Regions from separate parts of the Mus musculus genome. Here all the other regions are linked to region 3. Evidence: chromatin loops called from intact Hi-C (ENCODE). Cell type or tissue: left cerebral cortex. All regions are shown on one strand. Region 1 has its middle 63 kb from the start of Gm31096. Region 2 has its middle 38 kb from the start of Gm31419. Region 3 has its middle 21 kb from the start of Gm52637.

What was found. Peaks named below come from ENCODE experiments on the same cell type or tissue, not always from the same donor. Only the 100,000 strongest peaks of a DNase experiment are listed, where the experiment ranks them.
Region 1: it touches region 3 in a loop (2.7-fold over the local background); 2 of 42 quality-filtered maps call a loop at or near these places.
Region 2: it touches region 3 in a loop (2.9-fold over the local background); 3 of 42 quality-filtered maps call a loop at or near these places.

What each region holds. Positions count from the first base shown.
Region 1 is chr3:85,181,078-85,189,077 of GRCm38, forward strand. No RefSeq gene overlaps it. Among named protein-coding and RNA genes, the nearest start is that of Gm31096, 63 kb to the left of the region's middle. In left cerebral cortex, no CTCF peak of the experiment used is centred here; DNase peaks (open chromatin) are centred at 3,288, 4,127, 5,188, 5,286 and 3 more places; H3K4me3 peaks cover 490 bases; H3K27ac peaks cover 4,813 bases.
Region 2 is chr3:85,525,352-85,533,351 of GRCm38, forward strand. It overlaps Gm3740. Among named protein-coding and RNA genes, the nearest start is that of Gm31419, 38 kb to the left of the region's middle. In left cerebral cortex, no CTCF peak of the experiment used is centred here; DNase peaks (open chromatin) are centred at 4,965, 5,467, 5,571 and 6,219; H3K27ac peaks cover 6,353 bases.
Region 3 is chr3:85,360,757-85,368,756 of GRCm38, forward strand. No RefSeq gene overlaps it. Among named protein-coding and RNA genes, the nearest start is that of Gm52637, 21 kb to the right of the region's middle. In left cerebral cortex, no CTCF peak of the experiment used is centred here; DNase peaks (open chromatin) are centred at 76, 2,310, 4,060, 4,340 and 2 more places; H3K27ac peaks cover 4,641 bases.

The sequences.
Region 1 (8,000 bases), 180 kb before region 3:
AACCCAGCGTTAGGGAAGCAGAGGCACGCACATCTCTGGGTTCAAGGCCAGCCTGATCTACAGAGTGAGTTCCAGGAGAGTTAGGGCTTCACAGAGAAACCTTGACTCAAAAACAAGCAAGCAAACAAACAAACAAAAACCAAAAACAACCCTCAAATTCTAATTTGATCAAATAAATCTCTACATTGAAGGCTTGATGTGTTTGTTTCCAGTCATCAATAATATTTGCCTTAGACTCTACTATTCTTCACACAACGCCTACTGCTCTATTAAATACATACATACATACATACATACATACATACATACATACATACTAACAAAGAAGCAAGAGAAGTAAACTCATTGTTAAAGGGGTGGTGTGGTCCTGCAGTCCTTAACCTCAGCTACTTGAGAGGATGAGGGAGGAGGGTTGTGGGTTCAAGGCAAGCAGTCCTTCGCACTAGGAGGAAAAAAGGAAAAGAAAAACGGGTGAAGTTAGGAACATAAGCAAACTCAGAGAGGACCTGGAAATACACAGTGTTGTGGAAACACACAGTGAGTGGCTATTGGGAGTGTCAAAGCATTAGAGTCAGTGGGCAATGTCTGTGGAGAGATGGGAATCTGATCAGAAAGTTGAAACCATAAGTAAGCCACAAACAAAACCACCAGGAGTTCAACAAGGACAAGGCAACAGAGGCAGAGTGGTGGCCCTGCTTCTCAGGAAGTGGAGGAGGGAGAATCAAATCTGAGGCCAGCCTGGGCTACATAGTGAGCAAAATCCTCTGTCAAAAGACAAGAAGTGGAGAGAGAAGAGAAGGAAAGTAAGAAGAATGGAGAAGAGAGAGGAGAGGAGAGGAGAGGAGAGGAGAGGAGAGGAGAGGAGAGGAGAGGAGAGGAGAGGAGAGGAGAGGAGAGGAGAGGAGAGGAAAGGAGGAGAGGAAGGGAAGAGAGATAGGAGGTCTCATAAGTGGAACTAACACCACTGAGAATCAGTGAACCTGGAAACAGGTCAATACAGAAATTCAAAACTGAGGGGCAGAGGATGTAGCTCAGTAATAAAGCACTTACCTATGTGTTTTTTGTTTGGTGTTTGTTTGTTTTACCAACACAGGAAAAGTACTACAAATGAAATGCTAAAAGAAGGGAAAGAGAGAGAGAGAGAAAGGAAATCCAGAGGTGTGGCTTGATATCAAAAGGCTGAATATACCTGGAGTTGAAATCCCACAGGGCAGAGGAGAGAATGGGGATGGGGCAGGGAGGAAACTTATGAATAAGGTAAGGAGATGAGGAGAGGGGCATTCACACCCCACACCTCTGTAACCCAACGAGACGGAGACCCGAGAGGAAACAGCAGACAGAGTAACCGATTTCCACTCCGAGTCTGTGTCTTCTAGAAGACAGTAAAGGGAACTGTGTAACTCAAAGCTCCGGCTCATCCAGGACAGCTTTACAAACGGAGGTGAAGCAAAGGCCGCTGGAGAGAGCGAGAGCTGAGAGAATCCACAACCACAACTGTAGACCCAGAGAGGCCTTAAAGAGCTCCTCAGCGGAGGGGTGGGATGTCTGCAGACAGTTAGATCTGCACACAGAAATTAAGCCTCCCTGGAAATGGTTAAGGTGGGTGCAGATCAAGGCATCTAAAACATCATCTTTAGTCACTCTGTTAAACAAAAGATAGCCACCTAAAACTGAACAGTAGGACTGTGGTGTGTGTTTAATATATTACAAACAAACAAACAAACAAACAAACAGAAAACCCAATACATACAACAATGGGACAAAGGTCTGAAGGGACTGGATATTTACAGTTGTGACACTTAGGTGCAATGCTTTCTATTATTTGAGTATAGGCTGTAATTAGTTCCAGTCGGTGCTATAAATTTCAAAAGTAAAATGATGTCAATGCTAGATAATAAGATGGAGGACAAGCTATGCAGTGTCAGGGAGAAGAGAACAAAGATGCAGCAGATGGAACAAGGGGAAATAGACACAAGACAGCAGCTCCAACTTAATATCAACACTTCAAAACACAGAAACAAAAACTAACAAAGATGAAAAGAGATAGGTAATTGTAATCAGAGATTTCAACACTCCCATCTCAGCACTAACTAGATCAGCCTAATGAACATAGAGCAAAATCAGTGAGGAGACATGATGGGACGACCCTCTCTACCAACCTAACCTGTCCCGAGTGATCTCCGCAGGCTGATCCCCTAAAATAGCACATTATATATTCTCATCAAGAACACTTAGAATGTAGGCATTGTAATCTGGGATATAGTGGTGATTAAGCATTTTAAGAACTGGTCAGTGTAATTCTCCATTATAAACAGACTACAGAGGAAGAACTCTGTGATCATCTCAGCAGATAGATTTAAAATCCATTCATGATAAACAAACAAACAAACAAACAAGCAAGCAAACAACCAGAAGGACAAGTAAAATGGCCAGCAAACTAGGCTTCCCCATCTGTAAAGGCATGTTGAAAATGCCTGCAGCCATCAGGATGCTCAGAGGTGAGCAGCTAAGCAAGGTCCCTCAAGACACACACAGGGTGGGAGGGAATCCTTCCTACAAGTTAAATCCGAACAGCTGTGGAAGTTCTAGGCAGTGTGTGATAAGACAAGAAAAAAAATTGCGCGTAGTTTTTAAAGTCTCTTCTTGTAATATCATACCAATCGATCTCGGAAACCTTCGAGTCATCGATTTTCAATGCTGATAGAATTACTAATGGAGGTAATCAGCTCTGGATCGAGGAGCGACCCAGCGAAGCAGCTACATTTCTCTGCAAAAGCACCCAACACTCACCCGGTGAAATTCAGTAAATGCGATTGCAGTTAAAGTGCCATTTACAATAGCACCCCTCAGAGCACTGGATACACATTAAAAGTTTTTAAAAGTGTTAAAGATCTGTATTGCTTTAAGTATAAGATTTTGGTGAAAAAAAAAACTGATACAAATAGAGATCCACCGTGTCTACCCACTGTGAACTCCCCTTGGACGAAGATGCTCTCCTCCAACCTGGGAGCAAATCATTTCTCCAATAGAAATCATGAAGATGGTTGGGAGACCATTATGGAAATTAGCTTAAGGAAGCAACCAATGAGAGACAGGCTCATGGTGAAGAGTCCGTTCTCTTAACTCCGAGGCGTTTATCACAGGAATGATGAGAACCATGCTGCAGAAAGGATAGGCTGTAGAAAGGACAGGCATTTAGATCAATTGAACAGGGCAGGGAGTCCCAGAGAATGCTATGCACACACTGGCAGCAGACTCTGGATACAGGGAAGGACAGACTGTTGAGCGTGGTGTGGGCGGGGTTACATAAACATAAACAGAGGAGAAGACAGCATTGACACAGACTGCTATAAAACACTCAGGAGAAAAATCTCCGTGGTTCTGACTTAAGCAGTGAGTTCTTGGATACAAACCAAAGAGATTATCTAACTGATAAACTAGACTTGATTTGATAAAAACTTACTTTTTTTTTCTTCAAGAAATAAAAAATAAAGGAAATGGAAAACAACACCAAAAATAAAGAGAATAAGAAAAATAACATGTGGAGAAAACATCTGTAAATCACATATCTGGGAAAGAGCTTGTGTGTAGATGGAAATCTCACAGTTTGGTAGTAAGTAAAAACCAGACTGCTCTATAAAATGCAGGCAAACCATCTTAACAGATGTGTTATCAGAGAAGCCATATAGATGGTAAGTATGCACACAAAAGGGTTTGGCATCGCTGTTGATATACAACTAAAATACCACTACAATTAATTACAGCTAGTTACCCATGAAAATAGCAATCAAACAAGAAGCTGCAACCATGTCAGAAAAACACGGGACCATGGAACAATCATAGCTATGCTGCCGGTGGGAATAAATTGCGATTGTTTTGGAAAACAGTTTGGCAGTTACTTTTCAAAGCTATGAATGCACTGATACCAGCCAATCTGGCTCAGGCTATTTACTGAAATGATAACTTCCAATCGCACCAACCCCCGAGTTTGGGTGTTCACTCTGACTTTGCTCATAATCACCCCAAACTGGAAGCAATCCAGACGTCCTTCAGCTGGTTAATGGGTGACAGATACCTGCATGCTTCTTAGCGATGAGAGAAAACACGTTACTAACACAGTCATGGATCATGCTAAGTGAACGAAGCCTGACTCAGGAAGCCGTACACATACTGTACGGTTCTATTTATGTGCCATTCTGGAAAGAAGCGGAAACCATAGGGACAGAAAATAGATCAGTGCTGCCTGGAGCTGGGGCTGAGGGGTCAGGATTGATTAGAAAGGGGCGTGCGGGAACTTCTGGGGACTGTAGAAATGTTTTCTATCTTGATTGTAATGCAATTTACATGAAAGCATGCGTTCATAGGAGTGGAAGAATGAGGTATAAAAAAGGTGAATTTCAGCAAAACACATAAATTTAATCTCAATGATACAGGAGTGGGAAAAAACAACCCTAAAACGTTGCATTTAACAAGCGAGTCTTCTATCATCTCTCCGCGTGACCCCATGATCACAGTTTATGAAGTGGGTTATGCTGTTGGCTAGGTGAGAAAATGTTTGTGGTTCAAAGAGCCAGTGTTGGACAGTGTGCCCGTGAGCAGCGAAGGTGACAGCGGGCTTTTCTGGGTGTGGAGAAGTCTGTTGCCTGCTCCCTGTTGCCTTTGGACCACCATGCTGTGGGAGATGAATAACCTGCTGGTCCCAGTAGTTTGCCCAACGGAAGTTTTCCAGGGAAGCATTTACAGAGTGCCTCCCAGTCTCAGGGTGATTCTACACCGAGCACCTAGGAGTCCTTGAGATCCTGTCCTTGAGGTAAACCCTCCACTTAAGTGAAAGAGGTCTTGTCCTGCCCCTGCCCCTCCGGGCGGGCGTTTCTGGAGGCTGTTAAGCCTGCTTTGCAGCCTGTGCTCTCAGGAACCCAGGCCAGGAGCTGAGACTCCTGTTGTTCACTGTCACTTTATCCTCTCCGCCCACTCCAGCGAGCCTGGCAGGGAGGCCATCCAGAGAGCAGCGGGTCAACAGATGTATGCGCGGCTTGCGGAGCTGAGGCCCAGCTGGGAGGATTAAGCTGTGAAAGGCCCCACTCTAGGCCCAGACCGTGAATCTCCCAGTTCCTGTGGTTTAAGCATAGCCTGAGTGTGCCCGTGGGAGATCCCTCTTCGCTTACAGACAGAGGCTAGAACACGGGTACTGATTCCACTGAAGTGCCAGGTAGCCAGTGAGGGCTCAAAGGACAACCTTTCATTTGAAGGCCTATACTTATAGAAATTGCTTGTCTGCTTGGCTGGGCTTCTGGGAAGGTATCAACCAAGAGAGAAAGAAAGAATGGAGAAGCTGCTGATTGAAAAAGGAGCGAGCCGCTCTGAACAACAGATCTGTGTTTCTTGTGCCTTGCTTGTAGTAATCTTTCCTTTTTAAGAGCCCTCCAGCCTTGGCATGGCTAAAATTATTTTGATCCCTTATAAGTCACCCTTTAAGAAGTCAGGTCACTAGATTGGGGTGAGGGGATACGGGCGGTTCAAGCGACCTGCACTTTGGGGAGTAAGGGGTGCTTTTAACCTCATGGTACTCCCCGGTTTCTGCTTGGTCAGACGATCCAAGCAAAGACTTCTTGAGCTCTCCACCAAAGAAACCTGTTGGCAAGGCCAAGACCACCTGGCCCAGAGCCAGGCTGGAGAGCAGAGCGGCTGCCTCGGGAGAGACGCGACAGCGTTTGTGCAGGCTCTGGTACCTGGAACAAAAATATGCCGAGCAGCAAATTACGGCTTTCAGATGTCACCGCCGCCATCTGACACGGCATTTCAGCGGTTCACGTCTTCATTACCGGGCTGTAGCCTCCTGTTCAGGCTGTTCCTGCGTGGGAGACAGATTTATGCTGCGTGGGCTACTGTATACCGGAGCAACAATGCTCGCTAGGGTTGTCAGGCTGATGGCCAACCCCCTGTGGGGGAGAAGAAGCCTGAGCCTCCGGGTTGCTTTGTGGGTGGGTGCCTATGTGTGTCCGGGACCCATGTGCACCCCACCTCCACCCTCCATATTATAACAATTATAACAGTTTAAGGGAACGTCCTCCTGCCTCCAGGATGGTGCCCTGTGTTTTTCTCATCTCCCTCTGCTTCCGTAACCCCCCCCCCCCATCTGCTAGATCCTTCCTCTCCTCCACCTCACTCCTCTTTGAGGTGGTAACTAGACCAACCCAGCCAGCAATCACAGCAATACCCTGGTGGCCCCCTTTTCAGTTTCTCAGCCTCACTCAGACTAATGGATCAGAAACATGTGCTTGCATCTAATGCCAGTAATCATATCCTGAGTGACCACAGAGAGAGAGAGAGAGAGAGAGAGAGAGAGAGAGAGAGAGAGAGAGAGAGAGAGATTGAGCAGAGGTACCTGTGGTCCCTGGGGATACAGTTACAGGAAGACAGCCTTGCTGACAGCAGCCACTCTGCCTAGCTTCAGTCTGCCTCCCCCTTCGCCAGCTTTCCTAAGCCCCTTGAATTTTTTCGACCCGTGATCTGTGCTCCTGGTGTGAAGAAAACACATTTCCATAGCTTCTGAGTATCTGCTTTGAACTGGTGTTTCCCAGCACTCGTGGTAGCAGACGTGGTGAGCCAGTGTATAGTGGCCGTGGCTAGCGAAACCTAGTGAACCAGGGAAAGGGGACTTGGTTAGGAGAACCCAGGAAGGCTTCCAGGTAGAAGTGGCATTTTGAGGTGCGCCTTAAAGAAAAGGCAGGATGCTGATAGATGCAAATAAGAGAAACTGCCTGTTTGGCAAAAGATGGGAAGACTAGTGGGAATTTAAATGACACTGAAGAACAGCTCCAGAAAGACAAAATAAAAGAGAACCTTGGATTACAAAGAGTTTAAATTCCCTGCTCAGCAGCAGGAAATTTATCAGTCATGGGAGCCATTGCAGGTTTTAGAGCCAGGGAGAGATAAATTAGTGTCTCCCAAGCAAACTTCGAGAGTACCCTCAATAGACTACAGAATATAGAGTATAGGGGTGATGTGAGCACCCCAGAGGGTATTAGATGACCTGGCAACGGTCTGCAAGAGCAGACATTGCACATTTGATAAGGATGGAAGGAAGGTGGTGTTGCAAAGATTTGGCAAGTGGTTGGATTTGAAAAATAAGGCCAACAGCTCTACCAGGGACATCGCTAACTCTGAGAGTGGAGGAGGGACAGAGAGAACAGCTGATTTGTAGCTTTGCAGGAGATACCTGAGTCAGGATGTCCCTGGGGAGCTAAGGTCGGGGCTGATAATGATGGAAAGGTAGTGGCTGTGAGGACCCTCTTCCTGGAGCCACCAGTCGTGAGGAGACAGAGTGAGGGCAATGTGGAAGGGAGGGGAGCTGAGAGCAGACTCCCAGGGAGAGAGACAGACACCTGAAAAAGAGAGAAACTGCCACTAAGAGCTTCTTGCCAGGAAGCTGAGGGAGGATAGATTCCTGTCACGTGCTGAGGTGGCTGAGGAGGCCCCAGGGCTCTTTCCTGAGGCTCCCTCAGGACAGAGGTGGGTGGAACCAGAAGCCTGCACGGAGAAGAGTGGGTGGTGGAGAGGAAGAGTAGGCGAGCCTGTATCCTGAGAGCTTAAAAAAAAGGGTGGAGGCTTATCCTTTGAGGATGGCTTAAGGGTCTTTGGTCTGGCATCCTGGAGCGGGGCTATGGAGGCAGCAAGGGGCCAAAGGCTAGGCTGGTGCTCTCTGTCAGTGATCACCTGTTTTCTGTGGCAGCCAGAAATGCCAGCAACTCCTCAGAGCAGCAGGTGAGGAACTGGCTGCGTTCATATAACGACATGTGTGTTAATGTCACAGACTTGACTTCTTTTTCACTAAGGCCCACAAACGGGTTGTGGCGTTTTCTGCATTGCCCTGCGCCTTATTTTAGGGACTACCCTAGGGTGACTGTTGAAGGAAACATTAATTCTCTACAACCTTGACAGGAGGAGCATGAAGAATGTACCAGCGTCTCTTCTCCGTTCCTCAGAAGAAAACAGAGCCC
Region 2 (8,000 bases), 160 kb after region 3:
TAGTGTGATGGGTGGACTTCTGATTCTGCGTTCTTGACAATCCTGGAGAGGTACGGAGAATGTCTACTTTCTATGTGAAGATAGAAGTCAAGAATGAAGCTATCATCGGAGAAGGGTGGGAAGAGGCCCAGTCTTGCCAGCCTTCAGCTGAGCCTGGCCCGTAGCTATCGAGTGAACTCAATGAACTTTTTTGAGAGACCATTGGTAAGGCCAGCAAAAGAACCACCCAGCTGAGTTTAGCTCTAATTGCAGAATCATGAGCAAAGAGAACAGCTTTCATCTTAGGCCACTGACTTTTACGATGGCTTTTACACTCAACTAGAAAGATGAAAAAAAAATTACTGTAATTTCAATTCTTGAAAACAGAAGTTGGCAAAGGTTCCAAACTGCACCAATTTCCTGACCCTTCTCCACAGGGATGTGATGTGATATCACAGTGCTAATTTGGCCCAACCCGATTCTTCACGGATCTGTTTATTTTGTAGTTTTGATAAGCAGGCACCTGGAGGCATTGTAAGCCCCTGCCGGGCTGCAGCGTATCCGACATTAGTAAACCACCTGATTCACAAGCTACCTTTCCAAGCACCTTCCTTGTGGCAGCCCCACACTCTGGGCTCCCATCTACCTGCTGTATGTTACTTGCTCCAGGGCCAAACACCAGACAACTAAGGGCTGGGCCAGGCCACGCCTTGGAGACTGCTGCAGACATTCAAGCCAGCAGGACAAAAGAGGTCACTCACATTTGTACTTGCTTCCTCTGTGCCCCGACCAGTTTGCCCTTCCCTCTGTAGCCCTTGTCCCGGGAGCCTGGTTTCCCCCTTCTTTTAGAATCTGGGGGTATAAACCAACCTTTTACAATGGTGTGCGATACCTGAATAATAATTACAGTGCATTTTAAGATAGCAACCCGTTGGTATGAATGAGGGGGCAAATCTCACAGCCAGTGTCACTCTAGCAGGAGACTAAGATGGACAAGGTAGGAGTGACTGTCACATGTGTCCCCCAGACAGACCTGCCTCACCTGCATCAGCCTTTCATTGTGCACCCTAAGTTCTGAGTAGTTATACATTGTTCCACTAGAAATAAGTAATGTTTTTGATTGTTTCCCCCAACAATTTTCACAATAGCTCTAGGAAATAATTTGTTGTCTCCTTCATACAGATATGAAAATCAAAGGTTAAAATAAATAATATGCTGTAAGAAGGGGGAGATTCCAACTTTTTTTTCTCTAATTCTCCAAATAGAATGTTTTTCCTAAATGGTCCCAACAATTTTTGGAAGTTCCATTGTTTGCCAATCTTTCCTATTTGTGTATGCATTACATAAGACCTCAATATGTTTTCTGAGTTAAAATTTGAACAAATGAGATTTATGTACTAATTTTTTTAACTACATGTATTTGTTTGTGTTGGAAACATACACACCGCAGAGAGCATGTGAAGGCCAGAGGGTGAGGTCAGGAAGTCTGTTCTCTCCTTCTGCATTCGGATCCCAGGCACTGACTGAAGCCAGGTTGCCAGGCTTGCTGGCAAGTGTCCTCATCCCTAAGCCATTTATATAAACCAAATTTCATGTTTTCAATCACCGTTTTATTTTTACTATAAAAGTAATCATTCTCCTTAGCAGTTTAAAATACAAATAATAAATTTAAAAACCGCCATAAACATTAAAATGTAACCAGAGATCCTGGTGTACATTCTAATCCTGTAAATTAATGTTTATGTTGGGGTTCTAGATGTGGCTCAGCAGTTAAGAACACTTGTTGATCCTACAGAGGACCTGGGTTCAGTTCCCAGTGCCTACATGGCGGCTCACAACCTTCCAGCTCCAACGCCAGGAGATCTGATGTCCTCCTCTGACCTCTGCAGGGACTGCATACTCATGATGCACATATGCATATTCATACAGACAAAACCACTTATAGACATAAAATAAACAAAAGTAAAAAAAGTTATATGTATTTAATTCAACAATGTTATATGAATGTACCTCTTATCAACCCTCAATTATTAAGTGTTAATTATTTTTAATATTTTGTTATTAATAGTACTCTAATGAAATTCCTCAACTGTCCTTACAAAATTCTTCCTGAACATCTCTAATTGTCTCTAAAATAAATTCTTAGATGTAGAATTGCTAAGTCAAAAGTTTTCACAGTCTCAATATTTTTATATTTACTTGTTAAATTTCTATACAAATACTTATTTCCACTTATCCTAGAATCTTTTGGGCTTGATATAAAATATCACCCTCACAGAACATTCTGTGTGTACGTCTGTGCAAGTATTCATATGCATATGTGATTAAAACAGAGTCCTTCCCATGCTAAAATATAAGCGGAGTGTAGACTTTAGTCCATAAATGAACACTGGTAAATGGAGACTTTAGACTGAAATAATTATTTAAACAGAGGAAATCTGCTTGCAATACAGCTTGCCCACCTAGTAATAGAATGACCATTGCTTTTTTAGACATTCAGAACTATTGACAGCTGTTTACCTGTATCTTTTAGACATGTTGCCTCTCTCTCTCTCTCTCTCTCTCTCTCTCTCTCTCACACACACACACACACACACACACACACACACACATACTTGAGAGAGAGAGTGCCATCACACAGTGCAACCTACTTTTTAATAAAGGAAGATTGTGTGGAGGAAGTGACATTCTATCTGACTGAACAGAAGTAGAGAGAGTTACACAGTCCCACAACACCAGCAGGGCACTGCACCATTTCACTGGAGGGATACAATAGTTACCTGGTATGATTAGAACCCTCCCCCCAGACAGACTCACCTCCCCAACATCAATCAGCCTACCCGTGTAGGCTAAATTCTAATACTTTGGGCTTCAAACTGAAAAGTTCATGGTTAAGATGCAGCCAGAACATCCCAGGCCTTAAGCCATTAGCAGAGTTAGTGGCTGAGCTCAAAAGAACCTACCAAGGTCCTAGTGTCACCTAAAAAGAATGGATATGTGTGAAAGGCATGCAAGGGGCCCAATCAGGGTAGAGTAACAGGAAGCAGCCTGTTGTGGCCTGGGGGCAGAAGGACAGCTTGGTGACAGAAGGAACAGCATAGTGTGTTTCTGAGAACCCTGACATGAGAGGCTTTGTTATAGGTGGTCAGAGGGGTTCAGACAATTAATTGGCTTATTGGACTGGAACTTTGAATTCCGTTCTCTGCTGGTCCTTTCACCACACAGGTCAGATAGCTTCTGTTTTCACAACATGGCGTCCAATAGAAAAATCACTGCAGGTGAATATGCCTGACCTCTTTTCCTCCCCAAGGTGAGTATCTGAGGCAGGCCAAGCACACACTGGCTCACTTTCATTGACAAGACGATGATGGTCCCCAGTGGTAACCCTGAGGAAAGTCCTAGGTACTAAAGTAAAGCACTCGCCGTGGTGCCCTCTTCACTGGCACACTGTTATGCGTATCATCACGGCTTTCTCTCTGGGCCTGTCACCGAATTATGGTAATTTCTTCTAGTCATGAGTTTTAATCAGAGTTGAAGTCTCTGAGTTACTGACAGCTCTGGAGAGCTGTAACTGCTCAAAGATTGACTTCACACTGTCACAAAATCATAACACAAGCAGAAAGCTAGCGGCTCTCACTAGCCTCCCCCTGCCAATTAAAAACAAAGCGTCCTTCTAAACAGTGGGTTTCATAGAAAAGAAGAGGGAGGTAGACGGTCGCCTGCCTCTTCCTTCCCTTTCCCAGGTTCAAAGCAAGAAACAATACCCTGGCAAAGGCAGTCCAAGAATGAGATATTGCAATTTAGCTAATGGTCTCTACAGGAAGCAGAAGTCATTTCTTTGCCACTCTGTGGTACTTAGACGGCATCGAGAATGTTGGCTTTCTCCTGACCTTGCTTGAGCTGTCCACGGGCATTGTCCACAGTCACGTGCTTGTGTCAGTACCACAGGCTTGGGCGAACAGGTCATGGGGCATGTGCACTTGCCTCTCTGGAAGTCATGAAGCAGAGCAGGTGGCCCTTCCCGCCTTCACTTCTTGTCATCGTCTGTGATGGAAATTCCTTCCTGAGCAGATAGGACCCCAGCTATGTGGCTGCTTGGTTGAGGCAAAGCAAGAAAGCTCAGTTCCAACCCTAGAAAGCCCTTATAGATGTCTTATGTGAGTTCCAACCCTAGAAAGCCCTTATAGATAGATGTCTTATGTGAGTTTGCCATCAGGTTATCTCCCCTTACCTAAAGCCAGGGCTGATCTTCCTTTTACTCCCTTAGTTCCTAAGGCCTCCAGGGCTAGAATCAGTCAGTCTGATACCTACTTAGGCAAGGCCTTATTATTCATTCAAGGTTTCATCTGCTTTAAAGTCACTTCTTAAGTACCTATTACAGAAACAGGTAACTTGAATAAATCAAGCTAGCATGGGCTAGGTTGGAACAGGGCTTAGCTCAGTGGCAAAGTATATACCTAGCAGCATAGATGTGTCTCTGTATTTGATTCCCAGTACCATGGGGGGAAAAAAAAGAGAGACATAGATCATACTGTAGTAAGAATCCTAAAATCTCAGTAGTCAAAAAAAAAGTTTATTGGCTATGCCATATATTTGCCAGGTTGCCAAAAGAGCTATATGTCAGAGCCATTCAATAAATCAGAACACCACCAGTGACCAAGGGATGGGGGGGAGTCATCATGATGGATGCAACCTTTTTACATTATTAGCCAGAGTTAGTCTCATGGCTTCATCTACCCCCAAAAGGACCAGAAGATACAATTCTCTTTGTGTATCTGAAGTCACAGAGCCAGAAGTATTGATCAAGCTCCAGAAATGACTATGCACTCTCAGGTCAGCTGTTTATTACACTTAGAAGGAAAATTAAGGTCTGCAGAGTAAAGAATTACCCCTTGTGGTCCTATTTACTATTTGTGTTCCATTCTCACATTCTAGGCAGTGATAACCAGAAAATCGGATGACGGTGTTTCTGATTCATACCTGGTGTTTACCTGATGTACTCAGTTCTCTAGGTGGCTTGCCGGAGAGAACCCAAAATTACATAGGTATGTGCTAAAGATGAAAAGGACAGGGTGAGAGTGTGTACAAAGAATATGCTAAACTATTTCAATTTAGTGGGAGAGAGAAAAGGAGGGAGGGAAAGGGGGAGGAGAGAGAGAGAGAGAGAGAGAGAGAGAGAGAGAGAGGCAGAGACAGGACTCTCAGAGGGACAGCAAGTGGATGGAAATGAAACTGGACAAGGGTAATTTTGGCTGCAAGCTGCTAGTTTTCTGGAAGCATGAAAACAGAAGAGTCAGTGTAAAGATTATTGCATCAGGCTGAACATGAATCAGTTACAGCTTGGAGCAGAGTCTGGAGGAAGGAGACATCGGAGATTACGGTGGAGGCATAATTGATGCAGGGAGGCAGTGGTGAGCAGAAGGATGGATGTGTGTGTTGTTCTTGGACCCAAGAGGATTGCAGCACTTCTGTAGGGATGCTTCTCTGTGGCAGCAAGAATCTGCAGTCCAAAAACAGAAAGGCACAGAAATGATATTTCTCTGGCCTTGCAAATGCTGTAGATGTGCTCAGTACAAAACGCAGCAAAGAAAGAAAGAAATTCCAAATGTGGCCAGTGATGTAATGCTGAGTGTCTATCCTCAGGAAGAGGCGTCCAGAACTCCTCGTGCACCTTAAGTAACGATTTCAGAGAATCGGTCTGTGAAGGGATCCCACACTCAATCTGTTGGCAGATTCCATTGGCTCTGCCCTCAACTTACAACCTCAGTAAACTCTATCTCAGCACCACCTGCCACCTTCCTCCGAGCCACCATGATCTCTTGTCAGGTTTTCCTGCAGCAGCCTGTCTTACCGTTGAAAGCCCAACTCCCTAACTCTTATGAAGCTGTGTTAGGTGTTTTGTTTGAAATGGACCATTTCTCTATCTGAAACTCTTCAGGGATTTCCAACTCCTCCCAGAGGATCTCAGGGCCTTCCTTGGTCCTAGAAAGCCCTATAATACACGGACTTCTAAATCTCTATGCACTTGGTTCCTTCCTTTGTTCTCATTTGACTGGGGACACATGAGTATTGCTACTCCCTCTGCCAAGCCTCAGTCTCAGGGTCTTTGCACAGGCTGTCTCCAAGCTTGGGAGTCTCTACATCCAGAAATCTGCACTGGGGCTCTCCCTCCTTCTGATATCTGCCCAAGCATCATTTTATCAGTGAGGTCTTTGGCACCCAGCCTATTCAATGGAAAAGCCCAGCTGCAGCCTTGAAAGATTAGGCCCCTAACTCTTGCCTTAACCAGTTTTGTGTGAAGAGCTTGTTATGTGCAACATTTTTTTCTATCTTGTTTAGTCATAGTGTAAGTGGGCTCCGGGTGATGGGACAGGAGGATTCTTGTGTGATTTGTTCACTGCTGTAATTCTAGCACTGGGAAGAGGAGATGAGCCCAATTAATGAGTGCTGATTTGATAGAATGAAACCCTAACCTTATCAGTGCATCGGCACAGCAGGGAAGGACACTCAAGAGATAAGCACTTCTTCTTTTTTTTTTTTTTTTCTGAGATGCTGTGTGTAAACCTGGGGATCTCCTCCTCCTCCCTGCTTCTGGCTGCCATGGATACAGGTTTCTTCAAGGGGGTCAAGGATGTGACAGATGCTTTACATTAGCTTTTATGTTCCCCATAAAATTAGCAAAAAGCAAACCTTGAATAACAGAGCTGTGATTCTATCTCGCACTTCTGATCTGACACAGACCGTAAGAGCTTGGATCTGGAGGCTAAAGGCTGTTTCCAGAACCTTCAATGGGATTACACCTGTGTAATTCATTTACTCTTACTCATTTTATAGATGTTTACAGGCAGAGAGGGAGAGGAAAAAAATCCACAGAGCCAGCAACAACCAAAGGGGAGGGAGGAAGACAAGTAGTGGTTTTCATTTCTAAATTATAATCATTACATATGGCACAATATCCTGCCAGACAATAATACGTATCAGATAAATGAGAAAGCACGGTTAACATCAAGGTAAACACAACGAGATGGCTTTGTAAAAGAGGAGCATTACTTTGCTTCAGCTTTGGAATATGATTTTCAATATAGCAATTTCAATTCGCATGAAAAGTCAAGAGACTAATGGATTTTCAGCCAAGGGGACTGGTATAGGAAATATGATCAGAGACTGCCCAGGAGGACATTCAAAAGGCCTCTGAACTGCCCTACCCCAGCTACACAAGTACTAGCAACCCATGAGCTTTCATTACGCATGCCCGAGTTTCTAAAGAAACAAAACACAAGAGAAAACAAAGCAGTCATGCAGCTAGATTTAGGGCAGTGACAATCAGCCAGGCCTATTTTTAAAGATGGGCTCTCATTATGTTCCCCAGGTTGGTCCTGGAATTCTGAACTAGAGTAATCTTCCTACTTTAGTCTCCTGAGTGACTTGGGCCATCAGTGCACAGAACTGTACCTGCCTTGAATACTCTAGTATATTCACTCCACGGCTGGGCTGGGGAGGTAGCTCAGTAGTTACAAAAGCTTACCGTGTAAATGTAAGTACTGGAGTTTGGAGCCCAAGAAGCTATTTAAATGCTGGGCAGATATGGCAGCCCACCTGTAATTCTAGTGAAGAAGAGACAAGGATTCCCAGAACAAGCTGGCTAGCTCAGCCAGCCCAGAATGATAATTACGATTCAAGTGAGAGACCCTGCCTTGGTGACTACAGTGAGGGACACCCACAACCAACAAAGACAGCTTTGACAGCATGGCAAGCAAGCACCCATACACATGTGAACATGTTCACACACGCGGACCATACAATACATTTATAAAAGAAAGCATTTACCTGGGGATTTGCTTACAGTTTCAGAGGTTTATTCTGTCACCAGCATGGCAGGGAGCATGGCAGCACACATGCACTGGAGCAATGGCTGAGAGCTACATCCTGATCTAAAAGCGAAGGGAGAGACTGGGCCTGGCATGGGCTTTTGAAACCTAAAGCCCACCCTCAGTGACACACGTCCTCCAACAAGGTCACAT
Region 3 (8,000 bases):
TTTGAGTGACATCCTCGGCAGAAAGGAAGAAAGACTCGACTCGGGACTGTGAGGGCTCCTATCTGATCTAGATGTGAAGGCGCCCGTCAAATGTGCCATTATATCTCTTTAGCGTAACCTGAGTGCAGCTTAGCGATTAAAGTAGTGCAATCCAAATCAGGAGTCGTGTTTCTCTCTCTGTCTCTTCTTGCTTCCAGTTGGACACTTCTGACATGTTCACTCTGAGGACAGTTTCCCACTTATAAGGCAATTATTTCTATCCCAGGGGAATGCTGTAACACCATGTTAATGTTTTTAATAGCCTGTGAACTCTTCAGACTACTATCTAGCATTGTTACATACTCAACTTCGGAACTGATGGACAGGCAGCCCTGTGTGTGTGTATGTGTGTGTGTGTGTGTGTGTGTGTGTGTGTGTGTTAGAATGTAGGTACAGAGTACAGGTGCATGTGGAGGCTATAGGTCAATGTTGGGCATCTCCCACAAATGCCCCCCCCCCCTTGGAGACAGAGTCTTTCTTAAACCTGGAGCTCACTGATTCAGAAGGGCTGGCCAGAAAGCCCCAGGAAGCCTCGGGTCTCCACTTCTATCTTGCTGGGATTGCAGATTCCCACAGCCACACTTGGCTTTTACATGGATGCTGAGGACCAAACTCAGGTCCTGTGCTTGCATGGAGAGTGCTTTACCAACTGATCCATCTCCGCAGTCCTTCATATACTTACCTTTTGTCTTCAACTTTAAAAATAAAGTAACATGGGGGAGGAGGTCATGGGGGTCTGGGAGGAGAGGCAGGGCTAAGATCTGTATGTAACGCGAATAAATAAATAAATAAATAAATGGGAAAACTAGTAAATACAGAATGAGAGAGAAAAGCATACCCATGGGTTGCTTGGCTTTTTGTTACTGTAACAAACAGTGAGATAAATAACGGAAGCATAAAGGGATTATTATAAATCATGATTGAGAGGTTTCATATATGTATGTACTTGGCCCCATTTAGGGTCCATGACAAGGCAGGATATCATGGCAAGAGCTTATGTTTTAATCAAGTTGCTTATGTCATGGCTGCAAAGAAGCAAGTGAGATGCAGGGAAGACAGTCCTGCAGTCCTTTCAAGGGACTACCCTCCAATGACCCAAGTTCTCCCAGTAGGCTCAAGGTTCCAGCCCTTCCCAATAGTACCATGGACCAGAGACGGAGCTGTCATCACACAGGCCTGTGGGAAACATTTAAGATCCATTTTATACCACCCCGACAGTACACAAAACTTTCCCAAGTGATTCATTCGATAAAACTTTAGCATCTGCTAATTGGACAGCAAATTGTCACTAATGCTGTGGAATCAGCGATTTTGTTCAAGAGAATTTGTTAATTCCCTCTCAGTACATCAGGGTCAGTTCGCATAGTTCATGCGACGATAGAAATATCCTCATTATACAGGGATGGTCAAAACGCTGAATGTGTCTCACAATCCAAACCGTGAGACCTGGAAGTGAGTTTGGATGGTTTTAGATCTATGGTCTTTAGAAGTAAATGTTAACTTTAAAATTGTAGTAGATCCGGGTCCTTGGATGTCATTAGTGAAAACGTAAATGCTTTCTGTGTTTGTCCTAGTTGGCATTCTATTTCTGTGATAAAACCCTGACCAAAAGCAGTGTGGGGAGGGGAGGGTTTGTGTCAGCCTATGGTTCCAGTCCAGGCTGGCCCATGGAGGAGGGCTGCTTACTGACTTGTTTCCCGTGAGTTGCTCAGCCTGTTTTCTCATACACCATAGGACCACTTACCCAGAGGGACCGCTGCCTTCCCACATCAGTCATTAATCAAGAAAATGCCCAGCAGGCTTGCCTAGGGGGTCAATCTGATGGTGACATTTTCTCAATGGAGAGTCCCTCTTCCCAGATAAACCCTGACTTATGTCATGTTGATTAAAATGAAACAGAACAAAACAACTAACCAGCACGGTGTTCATCGAGGGAAGGAACACAGTCTTTAAATGGGGAGGAGTGTGGTAGGTATGTATTCAAAGGTAAAGAAGAGAAGAACGCACAGAGTTGAAGCTAAGGCTTGATAGCTGCTACACTCTCTCCTCTTGTTATCAACAGTCTAACTCATCCATTCGTTTCTACTTTCTGAATGTAATATGGACCCAGCCTCCTGAGAGAGTACCTGGAGCAGCCCTGAGGACAGTCTATACATGCAGCAACTCTACTTCGTGAGCTGGCGTTAGCCCATGCGGCCTGTCTGCTTATACACTGGTCACAACACACGATCTATACTAAACGCAAAGCAGAGACTGTATCTAGGCACTGTTCCAAGAGCACCAGCAGTTGGCTCTGGTAGCCTGTGGCAGTAGCTAGATCTCAGCCACTGAACCCTGCTAAGGACAGCTAATCATGTGCTTCAGAATTCCTGAGTGCGAGATGGCTTACAGGGTTTCAGCTGCAGAGAGAGCGGACATGTGCACCTCAGTTGGGGAACAGACACAAGGCTTAGTCCTGTTAGAAACCAGTGAGACACAGTCCCTCATGCTTGATGGCCCAGCCTGTGGCAGGAACCCATCCCAGACAAAACAAAAGATGGGAGGCCACTGTTCCGGCCTGTGTGGACAGGGCTGGGTGGATGCTGGGAACTGGGCCCTGAGATAGAAGCGGCAAGGAAATAGTTTCCCAGTTGGTAAAATAAACCAGACAGGAGGGCTTTAAAATCTGTGACCTGCTGAACTGCCACAATAAGCAAGAAGATTTACTTCAAGGCTTCCTGGGTGTTCCATCATTTTTGGCCTCAGAACTAGTCAAAAATGGATCCTGTGTTGCTTCCTTTAATGAAGAAGGCCTTTGCCCCTTTGTGTGAGGAAGACATGAGGTAAGTAGCCCATCAAGCTGGGTGAGTGTGTCGTAGTGGGGCCATTCACAAAGGCCTGGGCTGAGGGTGCTTACCTAGCATGCACAAAGCCCCGGGTTCCATCTCCAGCCCCACGGAAATCAATGAAGCAAAACAAACAAACAAAAATCCCACAAAGTGCAAGTTGTATTTAGGAAACTGAAGGAGACAGTGAAGTGACCTGACAAACACCAGTGAGCTGCTATGCCTCCTGGGGCAGAGAGGATATTGTGTGGAAGTCAGTTCCCACTGCTGTTTTCCTAGGGTGATGTCTTAGGGTCACTATTGCCGCAGTGAAACGTCACCATTAAGGAAACTTATAAAAAAGAAAGCATTCAACTGGGGACTTGCTTCCAGTTTCAGAGGATGAGTCCATGACCATCAAGACACGAAGCATGGTAGCAGCAGGTAGGCATGGCATTGGAGCATTAGCTGAGAGCTATGTCCTGATCAGCAGCAGCAGAGAGAGAGACAGACAGACAGACAGACAGACAGACAGAGAGACACAGAGAGAAACTGGGTCCAATCTGGGCTTTTAAAACCACAAAGCCCACCCCACTGACTCAGTGACCTACTCCTCCAACAATACACACCTTCTCCAACAAGGCCACGCCCTTTGATTCTTCCCAAACAGTTCCACTAGCTGAGGACCAAGCATTCAAGCATACATAAGCCTACGGGGGGTGGGGGGAGAAGTGGGGGAGCATTCTTTAGTCAAATGGTCACAAGTGATGAGACAGGAAGAGGGGGCACACACACCACCACAAACCCACTGTCCCGCCTCTCATTTGCCTCCTACCACCCTGAACTGGCTAAATCAAATCCAAAGCCAGAACCCGAGTTCTACAGAACCCGAGGCCTACATAGCAGACTGATGTGGGGCAGAGTGGTGGAATGAGGCAGGAGGGGCAGGAGAAGGTCATCTCCCTGGCTTTAGAGGAAATTCATCCCCAGTAAGATGATGGCAGCAGAGACCTTGCAGGACAAGGGAAAAATCTGCATTTGGGGAAATGGCCAAGACCAGCTCCATATGACGTCTTTAGTATCAGTGCACATGTCACTAGACTCTCATAGGTAGGTGCATCTAGTTAGATTTTGAAGTCCCTGAGGGTTGAAACCAGGCTTTCATCACTCCTTAGCCAGCACTGAGCCTGGCACAGAATGCCTTCAGTTGGCCTTCACTGACTGGTTGACTAAATGAGTAAGAAAGAGAGGAGGCTATTACATTCTGGTCAATTTAATTTTCTTGTCAAATGAATTTTTATCCAAAAAAGAAAAACAATCACAGAAAACCCCTTTGATCTCCTTCCTCCACGGCTGAAAATTCTTCCTCAAGTATAACACTGGCTGTTGCAGCCCTTCAAAAAGGATTATGCTAAGCTTGAAGGAATATGTCTTTGATGGCTGTGAATGGAGCAACTCTCAGGGCTGTCAATCGAAACTGGAAGTGTGGGCAACAGGGCCCACTTGCAAGGCACTAAAGATTTTAGACACAAATAAACAAACACGCTGGAGTCGCCATAGCCAATCACCCTGGTGGTGTATGCTGCCAAGAATTCTTTTCAAGGAGAACTGTTCTATATTTTCCCCCAAGTGTAAGCACTGTGCTTAATTTAGGATTGGGGTTAGATACCAAGGAGCAGAGATTTTTAATTCTTCATCAAAAAAAAATATTTTTTTTGTTACTGCTGTTATTTTGACTTCTTTTCTGGTACTTTTCCAATTTTCCCAAAATGATGCAAGTATCTTTATTACATTAAGTAACAAGAATTTGTTTTGTTTTGTTTTTGTTTGGTTTCTTTGGTGGGGTTGTTTTTTCTATCTCTCTTTCAAAGATCATTTAGCTCTCTCATCTGCAGGACTCAGTTAGTACATTTCATCTTTCATTCCAGAAGGAACTATTACAATGTTCTCTGTAATCTGAATTTCATAGTAAGGTTACATTTGATAGCTCTTTAACAAACACCTTCAGACAAACCTGGCAGAATAATCTTGAAAAGCTGAGGACCACACCCACCTCCCCTGGAGTGCTGGGGATGGCCTGCCTAGAGTTTGGCCACAAGTCTGTCTCCATCAGAGAACTGTGAATTCCATACCTAACAAGAGAACTGTGGCTCACACACCAGTGGGTGTCCCTGGCTAGCTAAGCTGAAGGCCTGGCAATGACCTCTGGCAATTTCATTTGGTTTAGCCCTTTTGCCCCAGTGGAAACCTGATCCTTTTGCTGTTGTTTTAACTTTTAAAAAATATTTGTTTATTTTATGTGTATGAGTATTTTGTTCATACCTGCATATATGTGCACCATGTGTTTGTTTTGTGCACTCAGAGGCCAGAAGAGGATGTCCGAAGCTCTAGAACTGAAATTCAAATGGTTGTGAGCTATCATCTGGATGCTGGGAGCAGAATCCAGGTCCTTCACAAGGGCAGTGAGTGTTCTTAACCACGAGCCATCTCCCAAGCCCCAGAAACACGACTCTTCACACGGGTTCTGTTTGTTTCACCATCAAACACATCCATCGCACACAGGAGAATCAGTGGCCCTTCAAGACCTCAGCACCCTCTTCAGTGTTCCCTTCACAGACTGTGTAATCATTGGGCTGCTATTATTATTGAATTGGTTTTGTCACTATAGAAACACTGACCTCACCCACATCCCTTTCTATGACCTGAAGATAGTCCACACTGCAAGTTCCTGTCACCTTGTGTCCCTCATGCCCCACATCCTTCTTTGACTCTACTCCTGTTCTTTTCATCTTGCACGGCTATCTTCCTAGTTGACCTTTGAACCCTGTGAATGGTCTTTGTGCCTTACTCAAGAATGCTCGCCCACCTTAGTTCAGTTCTAACATTTTTAAGAAGTGGGAAATCATATTTCAATACAACCACAAAAGTTCATGCACAACATAAATGCTGAGTACTACATTCCAGAAAATGCATTAAAACAAAACAATTAAAAATTATCAAATTGATAAGCAAAAATATCTTTTAACCTTGTTACTGAGACAGTAAATTATTTGTTTTGATAAATATTCTAATAGTGTGTGAACATGTACACACGTTTGTGCAGACTCGTGTGTGTGTGTGTGTGTGTGTGTGTGTGTGTGTGTGTGTATTTTATTAAATGGAAGAGTCATCTTTAGTTCATGTGATGCTGGGGCTTGATCTCAGGGCCTGGCTCATGCTAGAAAGCACTTTCCCACTGAGCTATATCACCTCAGCCTTCCTTCAACTTTGGAATCAAGTCAGGGCTTCGCTAAGTTGTCCAGGTTGGCCTTGAACTTGCAATCCTCCCACCTCAGTCTCCTGAGTGGCTATGCCTTCAGGCCTGTGCCACCAGGTGCTGTAAACAACACTATTTATAGCTATGTTTTTCTCTCTGCTAAATAATATATTGGAGATGCTTTTCCATGTTGTTGATCTTTTATATTATAAGAAATGACTGCATAATATTCCAATTCAGCAACATTTATTACTTATTCAACAAAGGTCTTACTCATCTCTGATGGCTACTGTTATGCCTGAATACATGCCAATATAAAGAACTAGCTCTAGGAGAGTTAATGGATCAAGGAGTGTGCATAATACTGAGACCACATGACTGAAATCGCAAGTCTGATCTGCTGGGAGGATTGAGAACTAAGGTTAGAGGAAATCCCAGAGAAAATGTGGCCTGTAATGAAGACTGAACAAAGCATCATTGGTGAAGGGGTCATACTTTACTGAGGTATAGGGTATTGCTTTGGCAGCAAACAAAACCAAGTGGGAGAGTGGGGTCCATGGGGCAGTTCAGAAATCTGCTCAGCCTCCTTTGGATGGCTCTGTCCTTCTCCATACAGCTCCTGTATGTTCCACACAGGAAAGTTTTCTAAGCTGAAGAACAGGATCTTGCCAGAGGGAGAGAAGGAAGAGAAGGGGAAAAAAACATGGAAAGAGGAAAGAGAGGACTTATTGAAAGAAGATTGTTTTTGAAGGAAGGATTGCTAGCTCATAGGTTCCATTGGTGTGATATCTCTGCAGCCACCAACCTCATGACCCTTGAAAGACAAATGTAAAACATCTATACCAACATGTTTGTCTCCTCTGTGACTAGCCAAGTGAGGATGTTGTCCCAGTTGCTTTGACATCACACTGAAATAGTAGCTTAGTACAAATATAGATGGCTGAGAACTTTCAGAACTGTCCATAAATAGTGTGGGGGAAGGACTTTGAGACTGTATCCAGTGATGCCATTTCAATCACAACGCTAGGAAACCAACAGTAAGAAGCATCAACCATTGTCTCAAATAACCATGGAATGTATCTTCAGTTCTGGGCTTATGTATAGCAAGTGGAGGTGACCCTGCAGCCCAGAACAAACACAGTGTACATTCACATAGGAAGGAGAGAAGGCAAAAGAGAGACTAAGGACAGAAAAGAAAGAGAGGGGCAGAGCAGACAGAAGTGAAAGGAGAGAGAAAAGACACAGCTTCATCGCCTCAGAAGCACGAGAGGAGTGACTTGGGTACCATTGTGAGGACTTCCTGGACAAGGGGTCCTGGAAATTCTTCATCCACTTCCACGTCTGTTTCATAGCAAGGGGTGTGGAGTTTCTAAACAGTCTGCATCATATCTGACCCTTCTAATTCTGCCCCCTTCTGCAGGTACTTGGACTGGTCTCCCAGGAAGAACGTGGGGAGTCTTAGGATATTTGATAGACTAATCTTTAATGAACCAACAATGTATCATCAACACTGTAGAAACATACTTGTACAAAGTCCTGTCATGGAGAGCGCCATGTCACTTCAAGGACTAGGTTCTAACAAGATCTGCATAAAGAATCTCTGGTATCCATGCTTTCTGAGTGCCTGCTTCTGCACGGATCTGGGCAAGATCATAAGCCCTGCTTACATCATTGTCACCCAGGATGGAGGGTGGTTTCAATTGACAGCAGAGACTGGCAGGAGCCTGGAAAAGTACAATAATATTCGAAGTTGCCTTCAGTCTTATTTTTATTTGGGCTAATTTGCATGACTGGTGGATGCCAAATGAAGATATTTTTCCTTCTCCTTGGAATAGCTTCATTTTAAAATATCGTTCTTTTCAAAGTGCCCAAATATTACTGTGGTGAATAACGAGCAGACG